Regions from separate parts of the Homo sapiens genome. Here region 2 is linked to region 1. The links are chromatin contacts, found by Hi-C or POLR2A ChIA-PET in ENCODE. All regions are on one chromosome and are shown on one strand. Each heading gives the region's core, a stretch centred on a gene start or an enhancer-like site at or near the end of the contact. The rest is flanking DNA. Distances are from core to core; before and after follow the strand shown.

Evidence for each region. A loop is a pair of places that touch in the nucleus more often than their neighbours do. ChIA-PET counts read pairs that join two places held with the same protein, here RNA polymerase II (POLR2A). Pooled maps may share reads with other maps.
Region 2: a pooled map shows a loop between it and region 1 (2.7-fold over the local background). The contact joins the promoter of RPS6KC1 here to the promoter of LINC02773 in region 1. A Hi-C loop is called at or near these places in 2 of 168 maps with a recorded cell type or tissue (GM12878 and K562) and 5 of 50 pooled maps. POLR2A ChIA-PET finds 5 or more read pairs at or near these places in 2 of 52 experiments (GM12878 and H1).

Annotation. Positions count from the first base shown.
Region 1 is chr1:212,663,789-212,666,895 of GRCh38, forward strand. It overlaps LINC02773 (long intergenic non-protein coding RNA 2773), which reads right to left and starts at 1,857. Exons shown (of 4, transcript NR_183483.1): 1 at 1,531-1,857; 2 at 799-899. RefSeq lists a silencer at 1,612-1,921.
Region 2 is chr1:213,049,289-213,052,499 of GRCh38, forward strand. RPS6KC1 (ribosomal protein S6 kinase C1) reads left to right here and starts at 1,953. Exons shown (of 15, transcript NM_012424.6): 1 at 1,953-2,221. The coding sequence starts at 2,117. RefSeq lists a silencer at 2,082-2,181.

The sequences.
Region 1 (3,107 bases), core at 607-3,106:
TAACAGAATGGATTAAGAAAATGTGGCACATATACACCATGGAATACTATGCAGCCATAAAAAAATGATGAGTTCATGTCCTTTGTAGGGACATGGATGAAGCTGGAAACCATCATTCTCAGCAAACTATCGCAAGGACAAAAAACCAAACACCGCATGTTCTCACTCATAGGTGGGAATTGAACAATGAGAACACGTGGACACAGGAAGGGGAACATCACACACTGGGGCCTATTGTGGGGTGGGGGGAGGGGGGAGGGATAGCATTTGGAGATATACCTAATGTTAAATGATGAGTTACTGGGTGCAACAAACCAACATGGCACATGTATACATATGTAACAAACCTGCACGTTGTGCACGTGTACCCTAAAACTTAAAGTATAATAAAAAAATTCATTGCAGATCTAGTATGTGCCAGATTAGTCCTTCTCAAAGCCTGGTTCCTGGACAGATTGCACCAACATCCCCCGAGATGCAAATTAGAAGTGCAAATAAATTATTGAGCCACACCACGGTCCTACAGCTTGAGAAACTTGAGGTGGGGCCCAGCAACTCATATTTTAATAAATCCTCAGGTGATGCTGATGCACACTAAAACCACCGTGCTAAGTGTTTTACATTAATAATCTCATTCAATTCCATACAAGCCTAAAGAGGTGGGAAGTATAATAATATCCCTGATTTACAGATGACAAACATGGGGTTTGGAGAGGTTAGTGGCCTGCTCCAGGTCCTCACCTGGTAAGGGAGCCCCAGGTCTGTGTAACCCACACCACTGCCCTCTCCCCTCACTACCTTGATGCCTCCCAGAAGTGAGATGCTTTTGTTCCAAGAGGGCTTCCTGTAGGCAGATGTGGGAGCAGGAGTCACTGGTGACACTGGAGCATTCTCCTGGGCTGATGGGTAGAATAGACAGCTATTTTTACTAGGTTTGCAAGACCAGCTGGATTGTTATCATCTATGAAACTAGGCAAACATCTAGCACTAGGACTGTCCCATTCTCGGGCTGGAGCTAAGAAGACATCGCTACTAGTTTGCAATATTCCCAGGGCACCTACCATCTGCTAAGCATGAGCTTCCGCAACATTGAGACCTGTTGTAACCACTGACAATGATGTCGCCTTCAAGGATGGATTAAGTTCCTACTACTTGAAGGCACTGTGCTAGAGGCTTTACAATATATTCTTCTCCTGGTGTTATTATGCCCTTTAACAGATAAAACCGTTGAGGCTCAGAGAGACGCGGGGACAACAGCTCTTACGCAACGGGGCAGGGTTCTGGCCTGCATACTCTAAGGATGATTTCTTCCATTATGCTATCGTTTGAGAAGACAGGAGGGAGTAGGGGAGAACGGTGGGGGCTCCCAGCAAAAGGACAAGACCCTCAGGGCCTGGGGTAGAACTGGAAGCCCACTCTTGACAATCAGTCCTTACCCAGGAGCACAGAGTCAGGGAAATCTGGTCCCAGCACCCATGCCCCCTTCCCCTCCTGGCTCCCTGACGCAGGAGAAAGCCCCCTGGGACTCACTGCGGGCCGGCGGGCACCTGTCACTGATGGGAAGAGCTCCTGTTTCCTTGCCTTGTGCCAAGAGGGCCCAAGGCAGACCTGCCAGCAGCCACGAGATGGCGCTGCGATCCAGGCGACTCCGGGCCCTGCAGCCACCCTCCCCGAGGCTGCCCCGCGGAGGACCCAAGCGGTCGTGGAGGACGCTCTCCCACTCCCCAGCTTCCCTCTTCCCTCCCTCCTCCTTCCTCGCCCCCTGGCCCTGCGAAGAGTGGAGGCCGCATCAGGGAGCCCTAGGCCCAAGGGCGGGCTAGGACTCCCCAGTGACTCCCAGGCAGCCCGGGGACAGCTGCTTCTCCCCTCCCCTGCCCTCCCTTCCTCTTTCCCTGGGCTCCTCCCCAGCCGGGCCAGCCAGTCCTGGGCCACTGCGCTCCCACAGCACAACTGAAGCAGGATCGCAACTCGCAGACTTAACGACTGCACAACTAAACATCAAAAATGAACTCTTCGTTAGAAGACATCCCTCTGCTTGAAAACGTAGCCGTCGAAGTTCCCTCTATGTGTCAAAAATAAGTTATGCGTAGGAGCCAGAGTCCCGTGCCTGGTGTCACCTCTCTTTCCCAAAATCCTCTCCCATCAAGAAAACCATGCATGTGCGTGGGTCCGCGCGCGCGCACTTGGAGAGGTAGAATTTTGAGTTGAAAATCTGAATCTACCATGAAAAATTGTGTGACACCAAGCAAGTGTTTTAAGACTCTTTGAGCCTCAATTTTCTCATCCATAAAGTGGAAATAATACCAGTAATCACTTCATGGGCTGTTGGAAAAATTAAATACATCTAAACCATTTACAGGTGCTTTAACACATAGTAAGTACTCAGTAAATATTATTTCTTTTCCTCTGACACTTATGGTGTGTGTCCATCATTTGGCATTCAATGCAGGCAGCCTTGCGTTTTTGGCTAATTTCTCCTATAGGACATCCCACCCCCAAGGGCCGTGTCTTGCATATCTGTATGTTCAGGAGCACCCAGCACAGACTCTCGCCTGGTGCATAGTAATTAGAGTGGGCCATAGTGACCACCAAAAACCACCGCCTCTGGCTTCAATTCTGCCTCCCTCCTGTCTTCTCTCAGGTGCTGGCTTCATGCACAACCCTGCTAGCGCAGCTACCTAGTGTCCTCTCCTCCACTTCTCTGCTTTGGGGCGGGTGGTGCCCAGCTTTCAGTGGTGAGACCTGTAGCCTTTTGCTCTCTGCTAGGCCAGGGAGCCCCTTCTGAGAGGGTAAGGGGGGCCAGGGTGGAAGGGGCATGGTTCTTGTTTTGTGTCCTGGAGAGAGTGTGCTCCATATAAAGCCTGCTTGAGCAGAGGAGAAGAAGCCGGCCCCGGCACCTTAGCCTTGACCCAGGTTCGTATGGTGTGGAGCCCTTGCTTCTGCTGTGATCGGGCCCAAAAGGTTAACAAGTCAGTTTGTAGAGGTCTGTGTCTGGGAGTTCTTTGGGGTTTTTATTTGTGTCTTTCCTGACTTTTCTATCTCTGAGAGTCAAGTCTTTCTTCCACATCTCTGTCTTGCACTGCAGTTCCCCAGTGCGCAATCATTCC
Region 2 (3,211 bases), core at 703-3,202, 390 kb after region 1:
AAAAGAGCAAGTCATCTGAGTATAAAAGAGAAAAGAGAAATAATGCTGACTCATATGCTAAGAATATACAAAAGTTTTAAAAAGGTAGAAATGGTCAGAGACTTTCAAAATCCAGAAATATTGGGCAAATTGAGGTCACTGGAAACTGTTTTCAGAGCAGTTTCAGAGTAGCAATATAGAGGTGAAACCAGATTGAATTGGACATGGGAATAAATGGGTGATGATGCAATGTTGATGTAGATTACTTTAAAATCAACTTAAACAACTTTGACGGTGAGTGGAAGGAGAAAGAAAGGAAGAAAAGAAGGCAAAATGAATAATGCCCTTTACTCCCTTCTCTCCTGGCTAACTCCCATCTCTCTTCCAAGACTCAGTCTTCTATCAGAAAGCCTTAGGCGATCTTCCATCCTGAATTGATGTGCTCTTTAGTACTCCATATATACATTCACCATGGTACTTATCACAGTATATTTTGTGTCTTTATTTTTCCTACTAGATGGTACTTGAGAACAGGGACTATCTACCTTTTTTTTTTTTTTTTTTTTTTTGAGAGAAGTCTTGCTCTTGTCCCCCAGGCTGAAGTGCAATGGTGCGATCTTGGCTCACCGAAACCTCCACCTCCCGGGTTCAAACGACTCTTTTGCCTCAGCCTCCCAAGTAGCTGGGATTGCAGGCGCCTGCCACCACGCCTGGCTAATTTTTTGTATTTTTAGTAGAGACGGGGTTTCACCATGTTGGCCAGGCTGGTCTCGAACTCCTGACCTGAGGTAATCCGCCCGCCTCGGCCTCCCAAAGTGTTGGGATTACAGGCGTGAGCCACCGCGCCCGGTCGGAGAACAGGGACTATCTTTGTAACTCCAATGCCAAATTGGCATCATGTCTGGCACATAGTAGGTGGTGAATTCAGGTTTAATGAATGACTAATAGACTTAGATATATGTAGGTTGAAAAGAAGGAGCCAGTGGTGAGAAAGAGATTAAACATACAGAAAGGAGATTTGGAATGTCATTGAAACAGTGTCTTAAGGTTTGCCAAAGAGGATGGGATTCAGATCACATGTGGAGTCATTAGCTGTAAAAATGAGCAAGTGATATGTGTACGTTTCAGACTGGCATGGAAATGTGAGAAGACAAAGGAATTGGTACTAAGGGCCATAGCTGCTTCTTCCTCTTCTTTTTTCCCTGTAAAGAAGAGTGGTGGTGCGGAGAGTAGGGAGGCAAAAGGAAGAGGAACAGAGTCTTTAGGATAATGGCAAAGACTTGGCATGAATATTTTGTGGAATGAAAAGGAACCTTGATCACAAAAAGATAAAGGAACTGCCAAGCGTTGATAACAACCTCAGCTGAAATTGGAAACTGTAGTGAGTGACTCGGAGAGGTCGAGTGACATATTTCTTTCTTCTAGCCAGAGGCGGACTCCAGATTTTCGAACCTGTGGGGATTTTTAAAAGATTGATATTGGCTTGGGAGCTTTTTTGGGTTGGGGGCTTGCTGTGCAGATGTGTTACAGAAAGGCGCTCAATGGAAGGAAATTCGTCTTAGAAAGAAGTAAGGGATATGTCTCAGAGAATGAGATGTTGCTGTGGGTATTTAAAATGATAGGCTGTGAATAGGTAAGGAAAGAAGGTGCTAGGCTATGGTATCTCTCCATCCCTTCAACACTCCACTTAAGTTTGTACCACGGCGGGGCGGAGGCAGGGAGGACCACGCTCTCCCGGTGTGGCGTGGCTATACCAACTCTCATAAAATCTCATAAAAGGTGACGGAGCTAGCGTACAAGAGGTCGTCTTTAGTGGAGAGGCCTGAGGTCTCCGCAGTGACGGGGGTGGCAGCGCGACCCCTTAGTCTTCAACTACAGGCCAGTCCCAGGTGCCCCAAAGGGGCTAGAATCTAAGGAGGAGTCTCCCCTCCCCCTAGAAGCGGGAGATAGCCTGGCCCGGAAGCTTCTCTGCTGACCCGGAAGCAGAGCTGTGCAGCTGAGGCGCCGCCGTGGAGCCGCCTTGGAGCCACCGCCCCCTCGCCGCTTCGCCGCTGCGTTGGGGAACCTGGACCGCGGCGGCGCCGGGTTTCCCTCATGATCCCGGGCGGGTGGCGGCGGCGGCAGAGGCGGCGGGAGGATGACCTCTTACCGGGAGCGGAGTGCCGACCTGGCCCGTTTCTACACTGTCACCGAGCCCCAGCGACACCCGAGGGGCTACACAGTATATAAGGTCACCGCCCGGGTGAGTGCCGGTGTCGGGCTGGGGTAGAGCTTGGATTGGGACCTGAGGATCTGGGGTGGGGACCCTGATGTGAGGGTACCTGACTCTGGCTCAGAGCCGAGGGTGGGACTGGGTGCTGCTCCTACTGGCGGGACTTGGGTGTCGGAGGTTGGGATTTTTAGAGTAGTGGCTGAGTGTGATATGCCCAGGGCTTCACTGTAGTAGGTCGTGGTAGAGTCCTCTTTCTGGGGGTGGGGCAGTCAGTGGTTGATGGTTTTAAATTGATGACTCAGTTCCCATCCCGTTTGGACTTTCTCTTCTGAGTTCGCAATTTGCAGAAGTGGTTTTGCTTGCTCCAGGAAGATAATGCAGATTAAAAAGTGTTAATTTATGTATTGTTTGGCTTATGTAATATAAGTTGTTTTTTCTCTTGACCTTTATCAGGTTTGCTGTGAGAAAGACAGATTCTTGGGACAGATGTCAGTGTTAGGCCACCAACCTAGGAACTGTGGATCCGGGCTTTGTCAAACCTTTGAGTTTTTCATGTTTTTCAGTAGGAGACGTGAAAAAAATCTGCTGAGGGTGGCTTGTGTGAGCTACCATGAGGGCACATTTTAAAGTTGGGAGGCTCCTTTACATCAACTAACTGGTCCAATTTTTAGTACCCACTTTATGTTTCATTGCTTTTGCCTTGAGTTTTAAAGAGAGTCTGCATCTTCTAGGAAAGTAAGAATAAATCAAAATTAAATAAGTATATATGTATGTGACGTATGTGTGCATGAATATATGTGTATAGTAGGCATTTTATGCACATCACCCAATTTAATTCTCATTTTAATGAGGAAGAAATAGATTAAAGCAAGTTTAGTAACTTGCCCAACTTTACATTGCAAGGCAGTAGCAGATCTGTCTGGGATCTGAAACCAGTTTTGCCTAACTCCAAGTTATATAAAATGTTAATAATTAACTTTATCAATTTTTAAAGAAGAGAGGTACAGATTAAGTAACAGT